2 separate regions of the Homo sapiens genome follow, and region 2 is linked to region 1. Evidence: read pairs that join two places in POLR2A ChIA-PET (ENCODE). Cell type or tissue: Caco-2. All regions are shown on one strand. Links, peaks and the distances in the headings refer to the core of each region. The heading gives the core; the rest is flanking DNA.

Region 1 (7,648 bases), core at 1,981-4,480:
GTCCCCCAATGTCTGGGGCAGGCAATAGCAGTCAATCACAGGTGGCATGTGAAATGAAACACATCTGCCACTCATGCACAAGTTCAGATCCCAAGGTCCCTCTCAGCTCTCCCCTTCTGCTTTCTAAGACTGTTCCATCCTCAATTTGCCCTTCTGTAGAACGGGGAGAAAGAGATCCCTGCCTCCTCTGTCATCCCAAGGGGCTGAGAGTGTGAATCAAGGTGGCTGTTTTCACCTGGGTATCTGTTTCCTTGGTGTCTGTCCTGCCTCTTGCCCCAGAATATCCCCTTCTACCCGTGGACTTCCACTCTGACCCCTGATAGCTCCCAATAGCTAGCACAGTGCACCCAACTGCAGGTATTAGGATGTTTAAAGTGTCCATGTAGATGTGGCCTCATGTGCTGCACCCTCTTGGCTCTGAGTTACATGTCCTGCTGCAAGTTTCTGAAGCAGGAAACGGTATGTGGCAGTGGAGGCCATTGGGCTTGCTGGGCGTGGGGCTTTCCTAGGTGACATACAGAGGCACCACTCCTGCTTGTCTCGGGAAGGGGGTGTTCTTTACAGGGGGGTTCATCTCAGAATGATTCAGTGGCAGTTGGTAGTTGCATGGGTCAAAAATGAGCACAGGACCCAGAGTTGGGAAACCTGGGTATTTCCGAGTTCCAGTTCTGTACCTGGAATCCGACCTGGGAGTATCTGGACACACCTTGCCCCTCTCTGCCCTGAGTGTCCCTGTCTACACAGCGAAAGGGAACATAAGTCAGTAATCAGTGTCTTCTGGTTCTCCAACTGTTGGAGAAAAAATCAGAAATCCAGATTTCGGTGTGAAATTTCCAGACTTTTGGAAACAACAGGTGCTGGGGAGGATGTGGAGAAATAGGAACACTTTTACACTGTTGGTGGGACTGTAAACTAGTTCAAACACTGTGGCAGAGAGTGTGGTGATTCCTCAAGGATCTAGAGCTAGAAATACCATTTGACCCAGCCATCCCATTACTGGGTATATACCCAAAGGATGACAAATCATGCTGCTATAAAGACACATGCACACGTATGTTTATTGTGGCACTATTCACAATAGCAAAGACTTGGAACCAACCCAAATGTCCATCAATGATAGACTGGATTAAGAAAATGTGGCACATATACACCATGGAATACTATGCAGCCATAAAAAAGGATGAGTTCATGTCCTTTGCAGGGACATGGATGAAGCTGGAAGCCATCATTCTGAGCAAATTATCGCAAGGACAGAAAACCAAACACCGCATGTTCTCACTCATAGGTGGGAATTGAACAATGAGAACACCTGGACACAGGGTGGGGAACACCATCCACTGGGGCCTGTCGTGGGTTGGGGGAGGGGGGAGGGATAGCATTAGGAGATATACCTAATGTAAATGACTAGCTAATGGGTGCAGCACACCAACATGGCACATGTATACATATGTAATAAACCTGCACGTACCCCAGAACTTAGAGAATAAAAAAAAAAAAGAAATTTCCTGACTTTTACCTGCTAGTAATGAATTCACAATTTTATGAACTACTCTGGGGATTTAAGGATATGTGCCAGTAAGCCAGGCTGGGCCCAGGGACCACCGCTTGCTAACTCCAGACTGGAACATTTCTGCCTGACATTCAGTACTGTGGTTCTCACCAGGGGTACACATTGTAATTACCTGGGGATTAGGGGAAAAAAAAAAGCTAACTCTCCACTTCCCCCCAGAATGCTGACTTACTGGCCAGGGGTGGAGCATCTTGAGGAACTTGAGGCGCAGCTGAAGGGCTGAATCCTGGGCTGGCTGGGTGGCTGGGTGGCTGGGGTAGGTTCCGTCACTGAGCCTTGTCTTAGCTATCTGAGCAGTGGGGCAGTGGGCATATAGGCAGCATTCTCTTAGGTAAAGGGCTTGGCACATTAAAAAGGTGCCCAGTGAAGTGAGGATGGAAAAGCAATTGGAAGCTGCTTTTGACTTAGATGCTTGAACCTGGCTTTGGAAAACAAACCCTTTGGCTTTCAGGACTGAGACAGTGGAAAGTTTCCCCAGGTTGGGGGCTGGAGCATGTGAGTCTGGGCGCCACCTCTGCCTCTGGCCAGCTGTGAGGTTTAATGTTCTCTGCTCTGAGTCTCAGCATCACCTGCTTTCTTGAACATCATATTGGCTGGGCCTGTCTTCACTGTGAATGCCCAATATTCACCCCAATTTATTTGAGGGGAGGCACTGACTCAAGGCGAAGCTTCTACCTGTGTTTCCCTGGGAAACCCCCAGGCAGCCTGAGAGAGTAGGTATAATTGGCCCATTTGACAGATGGTGCTCCCTCAGGGAGACACAGTCTGAGAGGAGCCCAGCTCATTTTGGAACCCAGGACCTAGGTGTATCTGACTCCCAAGATTAGAGCAGGGGATGCCTTCAGGGGCTGGGTGAGCGACTGAAAGAAGGGCTGGGTTTACAGCGGGGTGTTTGGGGAGTGATGTGGTGACCTAAAGAGCCCAGGCTCCAGCTACAAAGACTGGGACTCATGTTAAAAAACAAAAAACAAAACAGGCCAGGTGCGGTGGCTCATGCCTGTAATCCCAACACTTTGGGAGGCCGAGGTGGGAGGATCGCTTGAGCTCAGGAGTTCAAGACCAGCCTGGGCAACATAGGGAGACCCTGCCTGTAAAACAAACAAACAAACAAAAAACCCAAAAAACAAAACACAAACAAACAAACAAACAAACAAAAAAACGCCGGGCGTGATGGCGTGCGCCTGTAATCCCAGCTACTCAGGAGGCTGAGGTGGGAGGATGGCTTGAGGCAGGGAAGTCAAGGCTGCAGTCAGCTGTGTTTGTGCCACTGCACTGCAGCCTGGGCGGCAGAGTGAGACCCTGTCTCCAAAAAGAAAAAACAAAGTTCTACACAAGTATGCTGGCCAGTGAGAACCCTGGGGCCCCCGGTTTGCGAGCCCCTACTGGGCCTGCGCAGTTTGCGGGGCTTTGGGTTCTCGGATCCCGGCTGGAGAGGATCTCCAAGGCCTGCGGGGCCCATGCCCAGGCCTGGCGGCAGGGGGCGCCCGAGCTCCCGCGCTGACCGCTGGTCCTCCCGGCCCTCTCAGACGCCTCCCGGGGCGGGTCTCCAGCTGCTTGCCCTGGGAACAACCCTAGCCAGCCGTTCCCGCCCCTCGCCCGCCACGCCGCACCCTGACCCTTAAGCGGCCCCCGCCCAGCTCCCTCCTGTGTCCCTGCCCCCTCCCGCCCCCTGGGCTGGCCCCTCGACCCTCTGATCTCACTCCTGCCTCCCGCCGCTCGGTCCTCCCCTACTCGGCCAGCTGGGCGGCTCCTCAGTTGGGGACCGGGGCCTCGGAGCCCCCGGCCTCGGGCCTGCGCCCTGTTCTTCCAGCTTGGGGGCTCCCTCTTCTCTCGCCCTCCTCCCCTCTCCTTCCTCCCACCCCCGCTGCGACGGCTTCCTTCTCCTCCCACCCCCCGTGGCTCTGGAATTCCTGGGGGAGCCTACTCCCCCAGCCCGGGCTGCACCCGAGCGTGCAACAAGTCCCGCCGAGCGTGCGAGCACGCAGATGAACACGCGGTTCGCGGGCAGCCGCGGCTGCGTGGACCCAGCTGGATGTTTCAGCGTGCACAAGTGCGTGTTTCTGCATCCAACTCTGCTTAGACACTGGTGTGTAATTTTTTGTGCACACACATTCAGTGACTCTTGGGGAAAGTTTTCTGAAAATCCCGGGCTGGCATTAAATATAAAAAGGCTTTGTTTAATGCCAGAGGCATTTTCCCCCGTGTTCTGGAAGTCGAGAAGCGTTCACCTGCTTCCCCCTTCCCCTCTTAAAGACCCGGAGGCCTTGCTAGCATTGGGAGAGAGGGGAGAATAGAGGGAGGTACACCAAAGAAGTGGTTCTTTTAGAGTCCACCTCCCCGTGCCTGTACCACAGCCCTACCCACAAAAGGCTTTCTCAGGCCCTGGAAACCTCCCTAGTCTTTGTCTCTTTCCTGGGCTGTTTAGCTTTGAATCTTCTTCCTCAAATATCTGGGTGTGTTACAATGATGCCGACATCATTCTGGTTTTGGAATTCAAGTTGTAGCTTAGCCAGCATGTGGAAGGCTGTGGAGCAGGGTGTTTGGAGGGCACTGTAGGGAAGGTGGGCAAGGCAAGGAAACTGAGAGCAGGGGGGCAGAGTGGCCCAGGGAAGGGGTGTCCTCTCCTTGAGCTGACCACTGTGAAGTGGGTCATATGTCTTATAAGGCTGTTTGCGTCTATTTCTTTTATTGTACATTTAGTGCCTCGGAGTATCTGGGCATAATAGATATTAAACAAAGACAGCTGGACTGGGCGTGGTGGCTCACGCCTGTAATCTCAGCACTTTGGGAGCCCGAGGTGGGCAAATCACGAGGTCAGTTCGAGAGTAGCCTGGCCAACATAGTGAAACCCTGTTTCTACTAAAAATACAAAAATTAGCCGGGCGTGGTGGTACGTGCCTGTAGTCCCAGCTACTCTGGAGACTGAGGGAGGAGAATCACTTGAACCTGGGAGGCGGAGGTTGTGGTGAGCCAAGATCGCGCCACTGCGCTCCAGCCTGGGCAACAGAGCAAGACTCCATCTCAAAAAAAAAAAAAAAAAAAAAAACCAAAGAAACAAAGACAGCTGTTTATGATTTTGTTGGATTTTTTTGGAGGCAAAGGTATAGAATAGTGTATAAAACCATACACTTTGGATCTGGATGCAAATCCTGGCCCCACAATTTTCTAATAATATAACTTTATGTCAATTTCTGTGTGCCTCTTGCCTTCTCTGTAAAGTGGGGCCAGCAATGATTGCACGCCTCCCAGGGTTTGTGTAAGGATTGAATGAGTCAATTTACATAAGCACTGGAACAGTACCTGGCACATATAAGTGCTGTGTAAGTTTCAGTTTTTATTATCCCTCTAGAACAGAGGTTGGCACCACCTGTTTTTATACAGCCCTCCCTTGAGCTAAGAGTGCTTTACAAATTTTTAATGGTTGGGGAAGAGAAAAAGAAACACTCATATTTCAGGACACATGAACATTACACAGAATTCAAATTTCAGTGTCCATAAATAAAGTTTTATTGGAACACAGCCACACCCATGCATGGGTGTTTTCACACTACAAAGGCAGTTAAGTCAGTTCAACAGAGACCTTATGGCCTGAAAAGCCAAAAATGTTTACTCTCTGGCCTTTAGAGAAAAAATTTGTCAAGCCCTGCTGGACAAGGTCAGCTGCAAGAGTGCAGAGATTTTTGCCTGTTGGATCATTAATGTATCCCTAGTGCCTGGAACTCTGCCTGGAACATAATAGATGCCCAATAAGTATTTGTTGCATGAATGAGTTTGGTCCCAGGCAGTTGTGAGGCAGAGGCTCCAATGTTCCTGAGCTTGGCATGGGGGTCTGTAGTGATTCAAGCAGATGCTCGTTCGGAGATCAGAAGAAGGAATTTGCCCACCCCCGACCCCTCAGTCTCCTTAAGCGGGGACCAAAAATCAGACTGGCCACAGGGAAGCTGCTCCTGCTGAGTTTGGCCTTGCTTTAGGTGAGGCACTCACATGGTCCAAACCAGATCCTTTCTATCCAGCCAAATCACACCCTAGGGAGGGGCAACTTGGTGTCATCACTTGGAGGGGGGGTCTTCATTCCTTCCCTCCCCCTCTGGCAGACTCACAGCAGGCAGTGAAGTGGCTGGAAGGATTTTGAGAATGGCTTCCTTGGGGCCAGTCGCAGTGGCTCACACCCACAATCACAGCACTTTGGGAGGCCAAGGTGGGCAGATCACTTGAGGTCAGGAGCTCAAGACCAGCCTGGCCAACATGGCAAAACTCTGTCTCTACTAAAAATACAAAAATTAGCTGGGCATGATGGCACACACCTGTAATCCCAGCTACTTGGGAGGCTGAGGCAGGAGAATCGCTTGAACCCAGGAGGTGGAGGGTGCAGTGAATTGAGTGAGATGGTGCCACTGCATTCCAGCCTGGCCGACAGAGTGAGACTCAAAAAAAAAAAAAAAAAAAAAAAAGAGAGAGAGAGGGAATGGATTCCCTGACCTTCTGGGGAGAGGGTGCTCCATGGCCAAGGGGTTGTTGGCTTTGGATCTTCCTGTCCTGGGGGAAAGAAGAGAGAGGAGGCAGAGGAGCCCCAGGCTCACTGGGGGCACTTGCCATGATGAGATTCCACTCGGCTTTGCCAAGGAGCTCTTCAAAGGTCCTAGCAAGGGGTGACCATGGGCTGGGAGAAATAACACATAACCCTCAGTGTAAGAATGTGCTCAGATCCCCCAGCAGCCTGCCCTGGTGACTGGGCCTGCTGGGGCATCCCAGGGCTGCCAGAGGCTCCTTTCTTCATTCAGTGCTTCCTGAAATCCTGTGTGCAAGGTGCTGAGCTTGGTGCTGGTGCTAGTGCAGGAGGAATAAGATACAGCCCCTGCCGGGTGGAGCTCACAGCCTTCTGGAACATAAATAACTCTGATCCACTGAGGTAAGTGCATAGTCAGAGTGCTCTTCTGGATTGACCACATCCTAAAACGAGCTAAGGATACAACCATGTGTTTTGCAGAAGAGGAAACTCAAATAGCCAAAAATGCATGAAAAGAAACTCAATATGACTCTTGGTCCAGAAAAATGCAAATTAGAGCCACATAAAATGCCACTAGTATGCCATGAGATCAGCAAAAATAAAATGGGTGATAGTCCTGGGGGAATCTGGGGGAGAAGGCACTGTCATATATAGTTGGTGCAAATAGGAATTGTTATGGCTTTGAGGGGAAAAGAAACTTGGCAGTATATATTAATTCAGGTTGAGTAGCCCTTGTCTGAAATGCTTGGAACCAAAAATGTTTCAGATTTCTTTTTTTTTTTTTTCCAGATTTTGGAATATCTGCATTATATTTACCAGTTAAACATCTCTAACTCAAAAATCTGAAATCTGAAATGCCTCAGTGAGCATTTTCTTTGAGAATCATGTCAGCACTCAAAAAGTTTTGGATTGGCTGGGTGCGGTGGCTCACGCCTGTAATCCCAACACTTTGGGAGTCCAAGGCAGGTGGATCATGAGGTCAGCAGATCGAGACCATCCTGGCGAACACGGTGAAACCCCGTCTCTACTAAAAGTACAAAAAAATTAGCCGGGCGTGGTGGCAGGCCCTGTAGTCCCAGCTACTCGGGAGGCTGAGGCAGGAGAATGGCGTAAACCCGGGGGGCGAAGCTTGCAGTGAGTGGAGATAGCGCCGCTGCACTCCAGTCTGGGTGACAGAGCGAGACTCTGTCTCAAAAAAAAAAAAAAAAAAAGGTTTTGGATTTTGAAGCATTTTGGACTTTGGATTTTCAGATTAGGTATATTCAACCTGTATAAACAAAACCATACAAACCAAAAAACATACCCTTTTTCCGGCAGTCGCACTCTTGAGATTCCATCCTGAGACTTAAGGGTAAATATACCAGGATACTTATTAAAGTGTGTGTGTGTGTGTGTGTGTGTGTGTTTGAGACAGGGTCTTACTCTGTTACCCAGGCTGGAGTGGAGTGAAATGCCTGAAGCCTCGAACTGGGCTCAAGCCACCCTGTGGCCCTAGCCTCCTGAGTAAGTGGAACTACAAGCACATGCCAGCATGTCCCACTGATTTTTAAACTTTTTGTAGAGATGGGGTC
Region 2 (6,151 bases), core at 2,477-4,976, 160 kb before region 1:
AAACAGAATTTAACCTACATAGTCAGGCTCCAGAGTTTAGTTTGTAATAATTGCAATACACTGTCTCCTACTGAATTTGCTGATAGAGCTACTATCAGCTAGTAGCTACTATCAGATAGAGCTACTAAGAGCTAGTAAATTAAGGAAATCAAAGTTTTAATTAATAGATAACACCAGGTAAAAGGAGGAACATAGAAAAATGACTAAATATGAGAGCAGGGGAAGGGTTCCCAAATTGGGCAATATGCTTTCTATACCTGTTTCCCCACTTGTGAAATAAACTACTCCACCTAGCAAACTCACACTTAGGCACCTCACTGAGAAAAAAGTATTTCACGTGCATACATGATTTAAAAAGTTAAGGGCCAGGTGTGGTGCCTCATGCCTCTAATCACAGTACTTGGGGGGCAGAGGCAGGAGGACCGTTTGAATCCAGGAGTTGAAGACCATCCTGGGCAATATAACAAGACGCAGTCGAAGAGAAGAGGAAGAGAAGAGAAGAGAAGGAAAGAAATTCTGGAAGGAAGGAAGAAAGAAAAAAAAGAAGAAAAAGAAGGAAGAAAGAAAGGAAAGAAAGAAAGAAAAGAAAAGAAAGAAGAAAAAGAAGGAAGAAAGGAAAGAAAGAAAAGAAAAGAAAGAAGAAAAGAACAGAACAGCAGGTTCTTGCCTTCTCTAGAATCCCAAGCCCTCTATGGGAAGTAAACACTCCGACCCCTTCTGTTTCTCCTGTTATTATCTCTGTATTCCCAAATGATAAGCTATCACGCTTTCTGATTTATCAGTATCATATATTATCTTTTGATTTGCTGGCCTGATAGGTAAGGACTTAGCTCTCCAAAACTCTCTCCCACATTTCTCCTTTGCCCCACAAAATTGTACCGGAATTCTCTATTAAATCACTCTAAATTTCTAGGACAATGCAAATTTTGCTCACTGCTGAACTAAGAAGCCCACTAAACCACAATTCCTTTCTTTGTTCTTGGAATTAGTAATCGCCTTTTTTTTCTTATCCTGGTTTTCCATCAATTTGTCATTATTTTTCCCCTAATGTCCAACATCTTTGTCTATCGCTGCATACATTTAAACATACCCATTCCACTTTCTTCCTCATGGTCTCCTTCCTAACCCCATGCTGTCATCGGGACTGGGTGCTCTCTAAGGATGCGTTGTGCCTTGCATGCTGGAGTCCCATTTCCCATGTGGCTGTTAGCACGTGAAGAGATGGTAGTGATGTTCACCATGATAATGCTGCTGGTTTATTGTGGAAGATCTCAGCAGAAGTCACTGTACGTCATTTTGTTATCTCTCTCCTTTTTTTAAAAAAAATGTCTGTACCCATCCATCCACTAACTGTATGTCATTTATTGAAAGTGTATTCCATATGCATAAATTGAGTTCACATATGTAATCAGATAGAATTCAGAAACAGGGATTTCAGAAACCTAGGTCCTAGGTTGTGCAATTGCTACTATTCAAGTATCCTTTTCTGGATCTCAATTCAAATAACCCAACTCTAAAGGATACATTTATGGGACAGTTGGAGGAGTTTAAGCAGAATATTTGGTATAAAATTGCTACAAAATTATTAGCGTTTCAGGTATGATATAGTATTGTAGTTATATGTAAAATTTTTCTTAACTTTTGGAGATAGTTACTGGAAGATTTCTATATCAAGTGATGTCTGTGATTTGCTTCAAAATAATCCTTTGTGGGGGTGAGGGAGCAAGTTGAAATAGGGTAGGCTGAGCATCTCAAAACTGAAAATCGAAAATCTGAAAAGCTCCAAAATTCAAAACGTTTTTGTTTTGAGACAGAGTCCACTCTGTCGCCCAGGCTGGAGTGCAGTGGCACAATCTCAGCTCACTGCAACCTCTGCCTCCCAGGTTCAAGTGATTCTCCTTCCTCAGCCTCCCAAGTAGCTGGGATTACAGGCACCTGCCACCACGCCTGGCTAATTTTTGTATTTTTAGTAGAGACGGGGTTTTGCCATGTTGGCCAGGCTGGTCTTGAACTCCTGACTTCAGGTGATCCGCTTGCCTCGGCCTCCCAAAGTGCTGGGATTACAGCCATGAGCCACCATGCCTGGCCCAAAATGTTTTGAGTGCTAACCGGACACTTAAAGGAAATGCTTGTTTTGCAGCACTCAGATTAGAGAGTTTTGGAGTTGGAATGCTCAACCTGTAAACATAAAGCAAATATTCCAAAATGTGAAATCTGAAACACTTCTTGTCCTAAGCATTTTGGATAAAGGATTCTGAACCTGTATAAGAAACAAGATTGGCTATATGTTGATAATTGCTCAAGTTGGGTGATGGGAGTTCATTATACCACTCTCTCTATGTTTGCATGTGTTTAAAACATTCCAGAACAATTTGTTTTTAAATGGTTTTCAGGGTAGGTCAGGAAAAAAAATAAATCTGATAATTGTAGGAGACAGAATTTAAAACTCATCTTCTAGCAAGGATATATTTCTTTTTTAATTTACTTAATGAACTTACAATAGACTTAGTTATTTTAGTTTCTCTACCGTTACTTAAATTACAAATCTGAGGCCAAAGTGGGACGATCACTTGAGCTCAGGAGTTCAAGACCAGCTTAGGCAACAAAGTGAGACCCTGTCGCTACAAAAAATTAAAAAGTTAGCTAGGAATGGTGAGAGCCTGTAATCCCAGCACTTTGGGAGGCTGAGGTGTGAGGATTGCTTGATCCCAGGAGTTGGAGGCTGCAGTGAGCCATGATTGTGCCACTGCACGGCAGCCTGGGTGACAGAGCAAGACCCCAACTGAAAATAAATAAATAAATAAAATTTATGTTTTAGTGTATTTACGTATTTATATAAAAACTCAGTTTCAATACCAAAGTCAAGATTCATCCATTTGTTCAACAGCAATTGAGCATCTTCCATAGATGCCAGCACTCTTGGGTACTCAAGATACACCTATAACAAGTACTCAGAATAGCGACTCAAAAATTAGTTTGTGATTTTAAAAAAAAAGCTGGAAAGCTATCTTTTACATACATTATTTCATTTCATCCTTCTAGCTATTCTGCAAGATAGCTATCTAATAGGCCTAAATGAAATTAAGGTTCAGAGAGAATAAGTCACTTGCCCCACTGGCTAATGGAGGAAATGGGACTGTAATCCACATTGATCTGCCAAGTCTGGGTCCTTCCACTGCACGTGGCCCTGAGCTCTCTTACCTGCCAGATGGCATGAGGCTTGATTGGAAGCACTCTCATCTGTTAGATCAACTCTCCACAGCATGCTCCTGGAACACAACTGCTGTGTACCACTCTAGCAGTCAAGCAAGCAAGAGAAGCTGACTTTGAGTAAACTGAAAGCCAATTATTTAAAGGATATTGGGTACTTCAGGATTTTGGAGTGGTCTAGAGAGACTGGTTCAAGGCTAAAGTTCCAGAAGAAAAAAAATGCCCAAACCCATCTTACGGAACTGGTCGGATGAGGAAACTGATGCCACCACCACTGAGTCCCACTGAGTGCCCTGCCACGGAAACACAGCTTTACCACCTCCTCGCATGCCTGGGTCCCAAATGCAGGAGTCCAAAGTTTTCTGGGTTGTCCTGAGAGAGGATGGACTGACATAGCCAGCATTCCCCAAATCTAGCACGGGTGCTCAGAGGGAGCTGGGCAAGGCAACCACTCTGTGATTCTCTCTGTGGGATGTTCAATACATTTGCATGCCTCTTCTCCAATTAAAAAAGAGCAACTGGACAGACAGAAACCACAACAAACACTCTCTGTCCCCCAAATAATGTGAACAAGTCTTTGGTGAAATGGCAGAAAAGCAGGCAGTTTAACAGGTTTCTCTACTGCAGGGCCACTCGGGACATTCATGCATGCATTCATTCATTCGTTTGAGGCAGAGTGTCACGCTGTCGCTCAGGATGGAATGCAGTGGTACAATCATAGCTCACTGCAGCCCCGGCCTCCGGAGCTCAAGCGATCTGCCTGCCTTGGCTTCCCAAGCAGCTGGGATTACAGGCATTAGCCATCGTGCCCAGCCAACATGGAGCTTTTAATATGCTTTACAGCATGAACAATCTCCAGGAGGAGGATGTAGTAGTTCCCAAATATTGGTGATCATGGAACTTTTATTTCTGTAACAGGCTAAATATGATGGAAGAAGTGGTGCTGGTGGTAGGCTTTATGCTCAATTGCTTCTTCTTTTGTCCTCTGCGAAGTCCTATTCATTTGACATTAAAAGTTTTTTTTTTTTCCTTTTTTTTGAGACAGAGTTTTGCTCTTGTTGCCCAGGCTAGAGTCCAATGGCGCGATCTTGGCTCACTGCAACCTCTTCCTCCCAAGTTCAAGCGATTCTCTTGCTTCAGCCTCCTGAGTAGCTGGGATTACAGGTGTTAGCCACCATGCCTGGCTAATTTTTGTATTTTAGTAGAGACGGGGTTTCACCATGTTGGTCAGGCTGGTCTCGAACTCCTGACCTCAGGTGATCCACCTGCCTCGGCCTCCCAGAGTGCCAGGATTACAGGCATGAGCCACCACACCCAGATTATTTTTTTAATATTAAAAAAATTCCCCACTTGCCAAGGCTGACCTATCATTTGCCCTCTAAGAGGTTTTTGGGTAAGCCCAGGCAAAGATTTTTTTTTTTTTTAAAGGTTTTAGTTCTGATTCCACTCCCTGAACTGTAGTTCTGGGGCCCACATATCTCATCTGGGCTATAGCAGCCACTCCCAACTGGCCTCCCAGGTCCTGCCCTGTCATCACAAATGCAAATCCAGTTGTCACTTCCTTAACTGAAAACACTCTGATGGCTTCCCATTGCCCTCGTGAAATGCCATGTTCTGGTTCCTACTTCCTTCCCGTTTTCTCTTGTCACAGCCCCCTCCCCCGCAAAACTTCTCCCTCTAAGGGCAACCAGATGTTTGCTAATCACCTACTTTGGAAAGCTGGTCTGGCTGGATCCTCTTCCCATGGACTCCTGTAGCATCCTACATTTTTACTTTTCATAGCACTTAAACCGCATGGTAACTGCTTGACCACTTGACCACTGGTCTGTACTCCCCACCAGATAACAAGTTCTGAGGTTCTGAGAGGCAGAAATTCATTTTGATTTTTTTTTTTTTTTTTTTGGAGACAGTCTTATTCTGTCACCCTGGCTGAAGTCCAGTCACACAAGTCATAGCTCACTGCAGCCTTGAACTCCTAGGCTCAGGCAATCCTCCCACCTTCGCCTCCTGAGTAGCTGAGACTGTGGGTGTGTGCTACACCCAGCTAATTTTCTTACACATTAATACCCAGCAAAACACTTGCCATGTAAAAGTGAGTCTATAAAGTGATGAACACACTTTAAAATAGGGTAACAAATATCTTTTTATTTTTCTCTGTCCCTTTAAAATATGGTAACAAATATCTTTTTATTTTTCTCTGTCTCTCATACAGTCAGACTGGCATAGCAGGTATCAGTGGTACACTAAAAACATCAGATTTTAATGTGTTCCATGATGAAGCAGACAAGACGCACTTCCTAGCTTTGGTGGGAAAAAAAGAAATTATACTTACCCTTTGTAAAAGCATAGAGAAAGTTTAGAGCTGAAGAATAAGACTCAAACTTCTATGGTTTCAACAGGACAGGAAGCGAGAGAAACCTCAGTTGCTGAGGGCAGGGTATTTGTCAGTTAGAAGGATTGTTAAATCTTTATAAAATGCCAATCAAGATGGCTAGTTCTAAAGGAGAAAAGAGCGTCTCAAAAAGCAGCACTATCAGATAGTCACGAGCTTGAATGTTTTCAGAGAGGTTCTTCAGGAAAACACCAAACACCATTTTCAGAATGAGAGGCCAAATATCCTCTCTTTGCCTTTAGTCCAGTTTTCAGGAGTTTGCTTGGTTCAAAAGATTAGGTAAAATTTCCTCATGGTTATCTCAACTAAGATGTTGACTTTGGGCAAAGTTGTAACAACGTTTTTTTTTTCCCCCTTAAAGATTTGGGTTAACACACTTACTGAGTATTGACTCTGCAGCTAGGCACTATTTAAGTGCTTTACATGAATTAACACTTTAAGACTTGAAATAAGCCTGGAAGATTAGCATTATGCCTGTATCCTATATATTATCTCTCTGTACCAAAGAAACTGGCATTATGCCCACTTAATAAATGAGGAAACTAAGGT

Evidence for each region. ChIA-PET counts read pairs that join two places held together with the same protein. Peaks named below come from ENCODE experiments on the same cell type or tissue, not always from the same donor. Only the 100,000 strongest peaks of a DNase experiment are listed, where the experiment ranks them.
Region 2: POLR2A ChIA-PET joins it to region 1 with 5 read pairs; 3 of 35 experiments call an interaction of 5 or more read pairs at or near these places.

Annotation. Positions count from the first base shown.
Region 1 is chr16:49,872,240-49,879,887 of GRCh38, reverse strand. No RefSeq gene overlaps it. Among named protein-coding and RNA genes, the nearest start is that of ZNF423, 20 kb to the right of the region's middle. RefSeq lists a silencer at 2,972-3,131. In Caco-2, for the core only: a CTCF peak has its summit at 3,027 (motif pointing right); a DNase peak (open chromatin) is centred at 3,127.
Region 2 is chr16:50,037,991-50,044,141 of GRCh38, reverse strand. It overlaps HEATR3-AS1 (HEATR3 antisense RNA 1), which reads left to right. Exons shown (of 3, transcript NR_186390.1): 3 at 1-302. Among named protein-coding and RNA genes, the nearest start is that of CNEP1R1, 16 kb to the right of the region's middle. RefSeq lists silencers at 3,898-4,098, 5,558-5,758, 6,058-6,151. In Caco-2, for the core only: no CTCF peak of the experiment used is centred there; a DNase peak (open chromatin) is centred at 3,901.